Regions from separate parts of the Homo sapiens genome. Here regions 1 and 2 are each linked to region 3. Evidence: chromatin contacts called from ENCODE Hi-C or POLR2A ChIA-PET data. All regions are on one chromosome and are shown on one strand. The core of a region is the stretch at or near the end of the contact, and the rest is flanking DNA. Distances in the headings are between cores, read along the strand shown.

Region 1 (4,216 bases), core at 327-2,826, 620 kb before region 3:
TGCAGTTGGGATAAAATTAAAATTCTCTACCACAGGTGCTGGGCCCTAATAGCATCTCTGACCTCATCAACTGTTTTCTCTTCCCTTATCCCTTTCCAGCTGCATCTGCCTCCTTTCCATTCCTCATCCCCACCAATTTTGTTCTCATCTTAAGGCTCTTCTGGGACTCTTCCTCCAAATCCTGTCATTGCTGTCTCATTAACATTCTAATCTCAGCTCAAATGTTTCCTCCTCAGAAAGCTGTCCCTGACCACCCAATCTAAAGAAATCTTTCACCTGACTCACTCTATGCTATGCCACCCTTTTAAATTTTTCTTCATGAGTGTTTTCACTATCTAGAATAATCATTTTTATTTGTATGTTTTTCATTATATCTCTCTCATTAAAGTAAAAACTCTAAGGACAAAATGTTGCATCTATCTCATTTCTGTATTCTCAGAATGTAGAACAGTGTCTGGTACAAAGTAGATGCTCAATAAATGTGTTGACTGCATAAGTGAATCCTTTCCAAACAGGTTGGTTGAAAATTGCTGGTGGATAAGCAGATGGCAAGCAGGGAGCCCTATTCTGAGAGTGGATTTCTGCTCTTGTGAAAAGATGAAACAAGAACACATTATTCAACGAATTAACAAAAACAGTTCTGGACTCTTCCGGTTACAGGGCAAGTGTTTTTGAAGGTGAAAACAATGTGGTCTTGATCTCTTTTCCTGGCTTTGCAAAGAACAAGGAAGATGAAATCAGTGATTTCAAAATGAGTCACTGGAAACAAGTGTTTTTCAAAGAACACACCTTGAAGTTTAAACCAGGTGACGATGAGGGAGGAAGAAAAACATGATGGTATTTTAGACCTCGTAAACTTTTCAGCAGTTCAGAGGAGGTTTGTCAATTCAAATATGTACATGAAACCATGGGCTATCGTACCCTCAAGGAATGAGTGATTCTGGGTATCTGTGGATGGCTGTTTTCCTGATAACTGATGGTTAACTTGTAATTGCTGTAACTGATTTTTTTTAATGGAAAACATTCTAAAAATTTTCCCTTGATTAAGGGAGGCAGTGGAATAAACATGGGCTGCAGGGCAGGATAGACGTAGGCTATGTCCAAGTTCTGCAACTAAAAAATTCTATGACGTTGGCACTTACCCACACTGAGATACAGGTTCTTTATCTGAAAGATGGGACTAATGATAGCTCATTGAAGGGTTGTGTGGATGACATAAAACAGTGATTGTAAAAATGTCACTATACTAAATAGAAATTTCAGACATGGTAAATATTATTGAAGCTACTAGAAAAATATGCGCTTTAAAGATATTGATCAACATATATCCTTTTCTAATGCCTCATTGTCAATATTATGAACAGATAAAATCTGTAACGTCTTGTTAAAATAGCTATAGATCCATGTGATGTAAAATATGAGCTCAAATATGTGTCAGTACCACTAGCAACATTAAAATTGTGCTTTTCTGGAAACACCTCTGATGTCAGATTGTTTCTACCCATTTGCCTTTCTGTCATGACAGTTAAGTGAGATGTGGTGAAATTCATGACTTCCAGGTCAGCTTTACATGGCCACTTTCATGCAAAATCAATTAGTCAACTAAAGACTGTCTTTCAGAAGTAGATTTGTGATCCTCCAAAAAGCCTCTCTTGTCTGTGTTGATGCACTCCTTGGCAGGATGTAAGGTAGTGTTTTCTAGGTTTCTTCCATGGACCCAGTGGAAAAGGATTCTGTGATAAAATACTTTTGGGAGTTAGATTGTCAATGCACGGTGACAACTTCAAGACTCTGAAATGTCATAAAGCAAGACAAAATATTTAATTTGGAACTAATATTTCTTAAACAATTAGAGTACAATTTTTCTTTAACATAACACCTGTTCACAGGAAATTCACTTGCTACAGAACACATTTGAAGTAACACTGCTGTAAGAAAATGTTATGTTTCTTAAGAAAATAAAACCAAGAACTTTAAGGTCGTCCTTGGAAGGAGAGGCTCTTGTAGAGAAGGAAGAGACATCATTCTGACCCTGAAGTTTTATCACTTTCCAAGGTAGGAAAATGCCATATCGTATAGGGCATTGCATACTATACATTCCCTGGGGAGCATTTTGAAAATGTGGGGGCACTTTTGTCTTCTAGCATGATCATACTTGAGCATTTACTTATGAAAGACCATTATCATCAACTATTTTCCTTTTATTTTTTCTTTTATAATATAGTTTAATACTTATATTGATTTCTTCTTATGTGCAGATAGGTTATATTATTTTTGAATTTTATTTTAGTATAGCAAAGGGATGATCACAAAATATTCGTTCTAAGAAGGTGTTGTTCGTGTAGCAGGGGTGGGAATTACTCATTTAGGGGTTTCTTGCTTATTTCTACTGTCACCCTCACACAGGTATGCCAGTGTCAGGAGGCTCTTGTCCTTCTTTTAATTTTGTCCCTGGCAAAACAAAACAAAATTTTGCTAACTGCTCAAGGAGAAAAGCAGGGAAATAAATATGGAGAGTTGGAAGAAATCACAGTAGGAAGAATCTAAACAGTTTGGCCCACAAGATGTGACTTTCTGCAGCATCTTACAGAATCTGTCCCAGCCCCTGTGTGTCCCAGAGATAAAGAAATGATTTATTTGAATCTCCAACTTTCTAGTACTTGGCTTATTTCCATGAGTTGATTATTAATTTTTGAATGTATCATCCAAGAAACACTTTCTTAGAAATTGACATCCTCCAAAGCTCAGGTCAGGAACATGAGACAGTTTTACTTTTCCCCTTGTATTTATTAGAATTGGGTTCAGTGTCTTGTGGAAGAAAACCCAAATATGGCAGCTTAAATCAGAACTTTTTGTTGTCTCATGTAAAAACTGGAGATCAGCATCCAAGAGGGATATGAACAAGTTTCCTCCAGTTTTCTTCTCTGCCATCCCTTGGGGGTGTTGTATATGGTCCAAGATGCTTGTTGAAGCTCCGGTTATTATCCATATCAGTTAAGAGAAAGAAGAAAAGAAAGGAGAAAATCATGCCTTTTCCCTTTTTAAACACTGTTCCAAAGTTGTACACACTACTTCTTTGGCCAGAACTTGGTTGTAAGGTTGCACATATCTGCAAAGACGACTAGGAAATGTAATCATCATTCCAGGAACCCACAAGCCCAGCTGAGATTAGTGGGTTCCATAATAGTTGGGATAAAATTTCACCCCCATTTTCCAAAGTAGCCTCATTTATTCTGGATTCCATATTTCCAGATTTGCCTGTTACTTATATAACTGACTTTAGAATTGACTTCAGATACTTCGGGTGTCCCTTTTATAGGTGCAATAGTTACGCAATAACTTATTTTAATATAATAGGAGCATTTATATGATAGAAAATGTTTCTGTACTTTAATGGTGTATGAGATGTATTCTCATGTGAGTACAACTTACTCTTCCTCTGATTTCTCCACCACCGACAGTGAAAACATCTTCAAAATACTCATCTTCTACTTGCAGTTTTTCTTATGAGATGTGAATTAATAATTCTTTTTCCAACTATATTTAGCCTTTTGATGCCAAACCTTGGTATGAAACATCAGAATTAGCCCTGATAAAAATGTACATGATTCAGTCAGCTTCAATTATTCATAAAACATTATAATTTTCCATTGAGCATTGAACCAGAAATGGGATAATTATGATGTTATATGGCTGAACACATAAAAAAAGTAGTGTACATTTTTCAGTTTATGGAAGATGCATCTTTACTATATGTCTGCATGCTCAGATAAATTGTTGTAGCTTCCTCTTCTGAGCATCAGTGTCACAGAGAGTAGATAAGCAATATTGTCTGGATGGACTTGGATTTGTCAGTGTTCCCTGGCTTCTCAATGTAAACTTTATATCCTCAAGTTCTCCAACCTTTAAGGCCACACTTACTCTGAATAATAATACTAATGATAATAATAATAATAATAATAATAACAATATGGGCATCCTTTCCACATGTACAGAAAATGTAGTATCTTCTCATAACCTATCCCCACATATTCCTGAGAATCCCCAAGGAACACTCACGTGCCCCACAAATCTATCCTGGTTTTGGCTTCTCCCTTCAGCTTGTTATTTTGTCCCAGATGACTTATCTGTGCCTGGGCACCTCTTGCTGTTTTGTAACCAACTTCTCATGGCTTCTGCTGATTTCCTTGCACTGATTTCTCTCATCGCAGAAACA
Region 2 (4,401 bases), core at 723-3,222, 860 kb before region 3:
CCTCCTGTATACTTTAAATCAACTCTAGATTACTTATAATATCTAATACAATGTAAATGTTATGTAAATAGTTGTTATACTGTATTGTCTTCTATTTGTATTATTTTGTTTTTTACAATTTTTACAAATTTTTCAATCTGTGGTTGGTTGAATCTGAGGATATGGAACCAACTGTGATTAATTTTTCTTATATTTTAAAAAAGTTTTGGTTGGTGATGGTTTGAAAATTAAAAACAAAACACTGTTCCTTCTTGCAGATAGTTTGAGAAAAAACAGCCCAGATTATAAATTGAAAAATTAATAACTTTTGGTGAGGTCCCAAGTTAACCATGTTTTTTCATTTTCTTAGAGTTCATTAATTAATTAGAGTTCACTAATTAATTTCCAGCTGATATTCTTTGCTTGTGTTTTCACTCTGAGAAGTTACCATTTTACCAGTCAGGTTAGAAGTCAAGCAGTAAGTTCAGTGGAAAAACAAGTAATAATAAATCTACTTAGTGAGACCGTACTGTGCAACCGACTCTGCACAGAGAAAAACAACCTATTACGTAGATATTTTTATTCCCATTTTATTCCCATTTTAGAGATGTGAAACAACTTAACCACAGCACAGAGCAAGTGTAGAGACAGAACCGGGATTCCGATGAAGATCTGTCTGGTTCCAAAGTCTCTACACTTTTACTACACTGTTCTTTATTAATCACTAGATAGAACCATACACATATTGTTACATCAGGCAGAAGGTTTCGAGGGTTCTATTAACAAAGTGCTACGAATGAACTGGGTGGAAGAAAGTACATAGGTCTCCCATTCAAGGGTTCATCAGCCTTCACTAAGGAAATTTAAGTCAAAGTAGCTGACAGTGAGTCAGCATTTTGGAAGGCAGGTAGAGATGGTGAAGAAATAAGGAAATTCTTCTATGAGTCATGATAGATATTTAAGCTTGTTAAAAAATGTTTTTGACTACCTACTCCCTTTGCCTACAGAGTCCAGTTAAGGTATCTTAAAAATTATGGAAATAAAAACAATCGGTCGCTGTCTGTCCTCGCCAAACTCAAAAAAGGCTAAGCCTTTTGTGCTTAAACACATACTCATCAGTAACTATTCTACCTTACACTGAACATAACTAAGCTAGGTTGTTCTTCTTGGGAATGTACTTGCAAGTTAATACTGCACTGCAACTATAAGGTTTTTTAAAAGACATCAGTTGTACATTATAAATTAAATCTAGTTTAAATCAATATAATTCAATTTATCCTAGCAAGGAAGTTTTTTAAGGATGGTCTGATTTTTTTTTTACAGGAATAATCTTTGCATAATTTTACACCCCATACATGAGATGATTAGGATTCAATCTCAATCAGAAAAATCCCTTTATGGTGTCCTTATGGCTTTCCTGTATCCTAACAGAAAAATCCTAGCAGAAGCATTTCCCCTTTACCCAGTTCCTGTTCTCTTATCACAGTTCTATTCCTCCACACTCCCTTCCTGCTAGGCACGGGAATTTGAAAGGGCAGGGAAAAATCGGTGAAAGTTTGTCTTCTACTTGGGTAATCCAACACCACCGCATCCAGTAGTATATAATTCTTTTTGCATGTATATCAGATCCTCCCCAATCCCTCTCCCATACCTCTTTCTCACTTTTCTCTCATTATCCGGTCCTCTTGTTTTCCTTGACCCCCACATTCCTGTCTAAATCATCCTCCTGGCCTCAGGTCCTTATCGCCTTCCTGAGACCCTCATGTTTAGTGTTCCCTCATTCCTCTTACACCTAGGATTTCTCCTCCTTCCATAAGGGTCTGGTCCTTCATCCCTCCCGCTTCACCAGACCCCCTCACCCTGGGAGCCGCCACCTCCCTTTCCCCAAGACCAGATGTCGCGCGGCCGGACACAGCCAGCACGGAGAGTCGATGCCGGCGTCTGAGCTGCGCAGTGGGGTCTTCCCGCTGCCCAGCAGCCTACAGGCGCGGTGCACTCTGGGGGAACATGGCCGCTTCCGGTCTCCCTCCCGGGCCGGCGCTGGCCTGACTGCGGCCCCGGTCCGTAGCACTCCGCCCTCCGCTTCTCCCGCCCTGTAGCCGCGAAGACTGCTTCAGCCTTTCCCTGTGCTGCCCCTGCCGCGCGATGGAGAAGAGCTCGAGCTGCGAGAGTCTTGGCTCCCAGCCGGCGGCGGCTCGGCCGCCCAGCGTGGACTCCTTGTCCAGGTAACCAGGACGCCCAGGGCCCCGCCCAGCGTCCGAAGGGGATGGAGAGGGGCCGGGGACCTGCTGGATTGTTGCCCCAATTCGCGGATTCTGGTTTCTGAAGGCTACGCCGGAATTCCTTCCCCGGGACTTGGGAACCACTTCTGCCTCCCTCCCTGGGGCGTGGAGGCTGAGGAAAAGGAGGTTAAAACTCGCTGCTTCTTTATCGATTCCTCTACCTTTCATATTCCGATCTCGTTTTCTCCCCGATGGAGGTGGTCCCAGTTAATTACTTTCTCCTGTCTTTCATTCCCTCTCAAACCTTTTTTAAGACAGTTCCCCCCGCCCCCATTCTTTTCCCCACATTTCCTGTCTTTCTCTGTCACTTTTTCCAAAACCATCCTAAAGTCAGTCTTTCCTCCTCCACCCCTTCTTATGTCTTTGGTTTTTGGGTTCTTGCCCAGCCCTTTTCTCTCTTTTCATGGCTTCACCTTCTTAATTTCTTTCATGCTTTTCTCTACACTCTGATTTTCTTCTCGCCTCCCTTTTTGCTTAAATATGTAAATAAAAATGTCTCCTGTGCTTCTCTTTTCTAAATCTTCCAGCTGAAAGTCAGTATCAAGGAATCTGAGTGGTTTTTATCCCCAGTGATAGGTTTAAGAAAACAAAATGAGTGGTAGTTTTCTTCCTTCTTGGGCTACTGGTTCTCCACGTTGTCATTTCTCTTGTAACAGATGGGAATTTTATCCTGGAATTTTGAGGAGGACTTTATGCAGCTTTGCAGAGAGCTTTTATGAATATTAACTAGACGCGTTTTGGATGCAGTCTTTTTCTTTGATTTTAAAATAATGATTTAAAAATTTTTTAAAAAATAATATAAGACCTGTATTTGCTTTTTATGCAGCCACGATGAAATCTGGTTCTTTTCCACTGAATAATAGTCTAATTGTTATTAGAGAGTGATTCGATAACTGCTGTGTGAAAACACACAATTTTCATTTTCTCCTTCAATCAGTTGAAGTGGCTCTATTATAATTCATTTTGGATTCTGCTAAATATGGGTAGTTATTGCCTTTTTTCCTGTTGATGTTCAGCACCTCACTGGGGAACCACTGTCTGATCCCGTCATTCTACATTGCCATATGCACTCATAGCTCCCTGCACAGTCGTTTTTCAGAGTCTTTAATAAGCACACTATAATTGTTGGCTTAAAGTGCCTTTTCTACCAGGTTATAAGCTATTATACTTGAGGGCAATCTTAATCATCTTCATATCTCCAGCACTTAACATAGTCTCAGCATGTGATAGGTGCTCACTAAATGGTTTTTTTTTTTTCGAATTTGTAGCCTGAATTATCCAGGAAAGGAGGATTTTTCTTTGCAGTTTGATTATATATATTGCACGTTTGAATCAAGTATTTTTTGAATTCTGTATTTATTGCTTTGAAATTTGGAAAGCTGAGGATTAACATGTTCAGTTGTGTAATTCATTCAGAAAACAGGTTGGAAAATTCGAATTTTATGGGAAAGTTACAAATGACAACTATGCCTCAGAATAGCATAAGAGGCAACCAGTACTCTCATCCAAGGCAGAGAAGTTAGAACCACATGAAGCAGCACAGTATGTTAGAAAGAAGGAAGTACTGGAAGTTAGGAAGCTCCCATGCTGAAGTCTCTGGCTGAGCTAGCTCTTTGGTCTTTTCATTTAGACTTTCTAGTCTACAGTTTTCTCATCTTTTAAAATAAGAAGCTTGATCTAGAAAATCTGTAAGGTCCCTTGGAACTCTAACATTGTCATTTTTAAAATTTTAATGACAATACTAAGATGAATGCATTGATATTAATTTTAAAGATAATTCCTTTGCAAATAACCTTTGTTTTGGATTTTTGCAATTACACGAAATAAGTGTCCTTTATTATTACAAACTAATATACCTAACGGTGCCACTTGAACATATTTATTTCCTAAAACAGAAAGCCCAGCAAGTATAAAGATTATATATGTATATGAACTTCTCTATAAAAAATTATGTTACTGACAAATTTGAGAAAATTAAGTACTCCTCGAGAGAATTGTGATATAGTAGATTAGCCTAATCCTCTCTGGACAAAAATATAAGTATGATTCCTATTTTCCATAAGAGAATGCCAGCTTTCATTACTCTCCTCTGGAAGGTAGAAAAGTAACATTTACTTAATGTCTACTGTATGGAAGTTTC
Region 3 (4,350 bases), core at 1-2,500:
CCTCTTCTTCCAGGGACGTTGCTTCCATAGACTGAGTATGTGATCCTTTTCCCCCAAGTCCTCCATCACGTTGCTTCCTGATGCATCATTTTCTTAAGAGGACATCTGTCCTTCCTCTTCAGGAGACTTGGGGGGCCTCTTGGATCGCGACCTTGACTTGGATTTCCTCTTGGATACCCGGGGAGGACTCCTGGTCATAGATGAAGACCTGGACCGCGAGCGAGACCTGGAGACCGAGGAGGACTTGGATCGTCGCGCAGAGCTCGATTTGGAGGTTGATGCAGAGCGAGAGCTAGTGGAGGACCCAGACTTCGAGTGAGACCGGCTGCTGTGATATCGGCTGTAGCGAGAGTTACTGTAACCAGATGAGCTGTAGTGAGATCCGCCGTAGCGAGATTCCCTGTAGCGAGATCTGCTGTAGGGAGAGCGGCTGTAGCGCGACCGGCTGTAAGGAGATCGGCTGTAGGGAGACCGGCTATAGCGAGAACCCCTATAGCGAGATCGGCTGCGGGACCTGGAGCAGCTGGGACCCCGGGATCGGCTGCGGTGTCGCCGCCTGGGGCTGCGGCTCCGCCGCCCGTAGCTGCGGCTCCGCCGTCCGTAGCCGCCGCCTCTGGACCTGCCGCGTGGCTCTCCCTGGCGGCTGCGGGGCAGGTCCCGGCGGCCATAGCGCGCCACCTGCACCCGCAGCTCGCGTCCGTCCAGCTCCGCCCCGTCCATGGCGGCCTCGGCGTCTTGGGCGTCGCGCCGGTCGTGAAAGCGGACGAAAGCGAAGCCCCGGGGCGCCTTGGTGTGGGGCTCCCGCGGGATGTACACGTCGCCCACGCGCCCGTACTTCTCGAACACGCGCCTCAAGCTGTCGGGAGAGGTGCGGTAGGTCAGGTTGTCCACCTTGAGGGTGATCATGCCGTCCACGTCGGGAGGGGGGCGGCCGCAGCTCATGGCTCCGAGAGCAGCCCGGGCCCGGAAACTGGCGCTGCTCTGGGCGCTGACGGTGCGACCTGCGTTTCTTTCTCGCGGTTGCGCCCCGCGTGGGGACGCCGGGAAAGGCCGGGCGGAGAGGCGGGCGGCGGAGCTCCGCAGGGAGCGCCCTGGAGCAGCAACTTCCGAGTTCCCAATTTCAGGCCAAATACTCCAGGACCCAGAGGAAGGTTTCCTTTTGGTAGCTGAACTCCAAATGAAGCCAGGCCCCGAAGATCCTGGCCTTGTACCTGGGCAACATCCTAACCTAATCAGCGCCCAGCTAATGTAATCACTGGGCTGGATTTACATTAGACGTCCCACCCTCCCATGCTCCTCCCTATTATTCTACGTTTTAAACCAATCTTAAGAACAAAGCTAACTGATTAAAGGTCAATTTATGGGAACAGGCAATCCAGACAAATATTAAACAAAAGAAACCTAGGGCAACAATATTAATATCCAGTGTATTGATAGGATCAAAGGAGCACATTTCATAGTTATTGAAAAGAAAATTCACTAGGAAAACATTACAGTGATGAACTTAACGCACCTAAACACATAACAGTGACACATAGCCAAGACTGAGAGTTATAAGGTAAAACTGAAAAATCTGCACTCATGATGGAAGTTTGTTTTTTCCCCGTAACACCGTTTTCTCAGAAATCAATAGTGCAGAGAACAAAACTAGTAATGCTATAATAATTTGCACAACAAACAACAATTTTGATCATATAACCTGCAACAACCAAAAATATATAGAAAACAGAAGAATTTCCCAATACAAGACTACAAAATAAATGTCAATTAAAATTTAATAGGTCAATAAATTCAGCACATCTGGACCTCAGTGAAATAATATTGAAGGTTAAAAATAAAAAACCTGAATCCAATCATATTTACTTGAAAATTAATAACCACATTTCTAAAACTTTTTTTATGTTGAAGTCAAGCAATTAGTAAAACAAAACCAAAACAAAAAATAAAACATTAAAATAAAAATAGAATTACAAATAAAAGGGACAATATGTTTTTTTAAAAAGATGATTAATAAAACTGAAATCTAACACTTTTAAAGAAAAAAACAATCTAGCAATACTGATGAAGAAATACAGTTTCTAAATCTGGAAAGGAAATATACAGAAAGGGCCTAGAGCATCTTGGAGTGCTGGAAAATAAGGATGTGATAAATAGAAAACAAACAAAAGCATTGATGGGGTAATTTTAGAGGGGTACAAAAACCAATAAAACAGCTCCCAATGGCCAAATCTTGAACAATTTAAGGAACAAACTAAAATACTACTATATCATATTCCAAAATATAAAATAAATATTAATCTGTGCTGTTGTAAATAAATGATTAAATAAATTAACACATTGGAGAAAAGAGAGAAAACTCCTCTGCAGGAGAATTCTAAATTAATTAAATTAATTAAAACGTTGCTGATTTTGAAAATGTTATGTAACCTTATATACATAGAATTGTGCTTTTTATATTTTAATGTATTTTGTGTTTTATTTCCCTCATCTATGTGTTCCATGTAGCTGTACTTGATCCTGTTACCTTGCCGTAAGGCATTCAATGGTATAAATGTTTGTGCTGTTGATGGGCACTTGGGTTGTTTCCACTTTTGGCCTCTTACAGTGTTGCTCAGAACATGCTTGGACATGTATACTGGAGCTCATGTGTCCTCTTAGGTATGAATGGATCCCTTGTCACAGAATACAGGCAGCCCACTGTAACCTCTGGCTTCAGCATCAGTGAATTCAGCCAACTGTGGGTAGAAATTATTCAGAAAAAAAAAACAATAAAAATAAATAGAACATAATACAGTAAACAATTATTTACATAGCATTTTCATCATAATGTAAGTAATCTAGAGATGACTTAAAGTATGTTGGAAAATACGTATAGGTTACATGCTCATACCAAGCCATTTTATATATGGACTTGAAAATCCTCAGAATCCTCAGGGGTTACTAAGGACCAAACCCCATCCACCTGCAGAATATCAAGGGACAACTGTATGTGAATTCAAACTTTACCATGCCTGATTGTTTTTCAACAGTTTTTATCAATTTACACACAGGATAGCTGTGTATGAGGGTGCTCAGTGCTCTTCACTTTTGCAAACCTTTGGTGAATATCAGACTTTTTAGTTTTAGCCAGTTAGGTGAGGGCATTAAGATTTGTTTTACCTGTGATTTCGTCCCCACACAACAGCCTGGGGTGACACAGTGAGATTTTGTCACTTAAAACTTAAAAAAAAAAAATTCATTTCCCTAACTGCAAATGAGAGTGAGTAATTTTTTCACGTTCATTGGCCATTTGGGTATTCTTACTCATAAGCTGCCTATTATGTATTTTGTCCATTTTTCTATTGGGTTGGCGTTCTCTGCACTAGCTCTTTATATATAATGGATATCAGCTCTTTGCTGGATATGAGTAATACAATATCAGTTCACACTCCTTGGTTTGTCATTTCTCTCTTTTTTTCATATCTTTTGATGAACAGAAGTCCCTCTTTATTTCTAATAGTAAAATATTATTTAAAATAGCTAACATACCTGGTGACTATAACATGGCAAACACTGTTCGGTTTACTCTTGGTACAATAAATCATTTAATTCTTATGACCTATAAGAAGATTCATACCTCTAATTTTCAGATGACAGAACTGAGTCATTGAGACATTAAGTCACTTGTTCAAGGCGGTAGAGCTAGCACTGTTAGAGTCAAATATTTAAATGACAACCCCCAAAATGATGCCTTAAAACAAAAAAAAGACTTCTCCCTTATCAAACTGTAATATTTGAGCTGATATCAACAGTACCTCTAAGCACAGATACTGAGACCAGACACAGATACATGTACAGTTGACCCTGGAACAATGAGGGGATTCAGGGTGCTGAATCCCTGTGCAGTTGAAACTCCTCAAATACTTTTGACTCCTCCCAAAACTGAACTACTAAGAGCCTGCTGTTGACTGGAAGTCTTACAGATATCAACGGTTGATTAACACAGATTTTGTATGTGACATGTACTAAATACTGGATTCTTACAGTAAAGAAAACTAGAGAAAAGAAAATGTTTTTAAGAAAATCATAAGGAGGAGAAAATGTATTTACTATACTGTACTATATTTATGGATACCTTAACCATTTACAAGATGAATAGCCTGTCTGAAATGGCTGGCAACCTCACTGCAGACCTCAATGTACCCTACACATCAAGCAATTCAACATTTTCTTATACTGTCGTGACTTTTCTCTGCTTCTTGGGAACATTTCCAGCATCACTAGTGGCACTTCGTCTGGGCCCCATAGTATTATTCAAGCTTTAGGATATTGCCCTAAACATGATACTCAAGAGATCACTTTTTACTGTGA

The links. A loop is a pair of places that touch in the nucleus more often than their neighbours do. ChIA-PET counts read pairs that join two places held with the same protein, here RNA polymerase II (POLR2A). Pooled maps may share reads with other maps.
Region 1: a loop to region 3 is called in a pooled map, with 4 times the contacts of the local background. The contact joins the enhancer-like site here to the promoter of SRSF8 in region 3. A Hi-C loop is called at or near these places in 4 of 50 pooled maps. POLR2A ChIA-PET finds 5 or more read pairs at or near these places in 5 of 52 experiments (B cell, CD4-positive, alpha-beta T cell, activated CD8-positive, alpha-beta T cell and 2 more).
Region 2: a loop to region 3 is called in a pooled map, with 7 times the contacts of the local background. The contact joins the promoter of MTMR2 here to the promoter of SRSF8 in region 3. A Hi-C loop is called at or near these places in 1 of 37 single-sample maps with no recorded cell type and 9 of 50 pooled maps. POLR2A ChIA-PET finds 5 or more read pairs at or near these places in 1 of 52 experiments (HEK293).

Annotation. Positions count from the first base shown.
Region 1 is chr11:95,685,576-95,689,791 of GRCh38, reverse strand. No RefSeq gene overlaps it. Among named protein-coding and RNA genes, the nearest start is that of FAM76B, 100 kb to the left of the region's middle. Within about 2 kb of position 1,576, at least 2 of the 41 ENCODE cell types and tissues checked have a DNase peak (open chromatin) inside an H3K27ac peak, as active enhancers do; they include CD4-positive, alpha-beta T cell, where a contact is called at or near this core.
Region 2 is chr11:95,921,678-95,926,078 of GRCh38, reverse strand. It overlaps MTMR2 (myotubularin related protein 2), which reads left to right and starts at 1,972. Exons shown (of 15, transcript NM_016156.6): 1 at 1,972-2,204. The coding sequence starts at 2,125. RefSeq lists enhancers at 1,755-1,884, 1,945-1,994.
Region 3 is chr11:95,063,819-95,068,168 of GRCh38, reverse strand. SRSF8 (serine and arginine rich splicing factor 8) reads right to left here and starts at 1,250. Exons shown (of 1, transcript NM_032102.4): 1 at 1-1,250. The coding sequence starts at 942. The coding sequence ends at 94. RefSeq lists enhancers at 65-174, 755-944, 669-1,426 and a silencer at 1,195-1,274.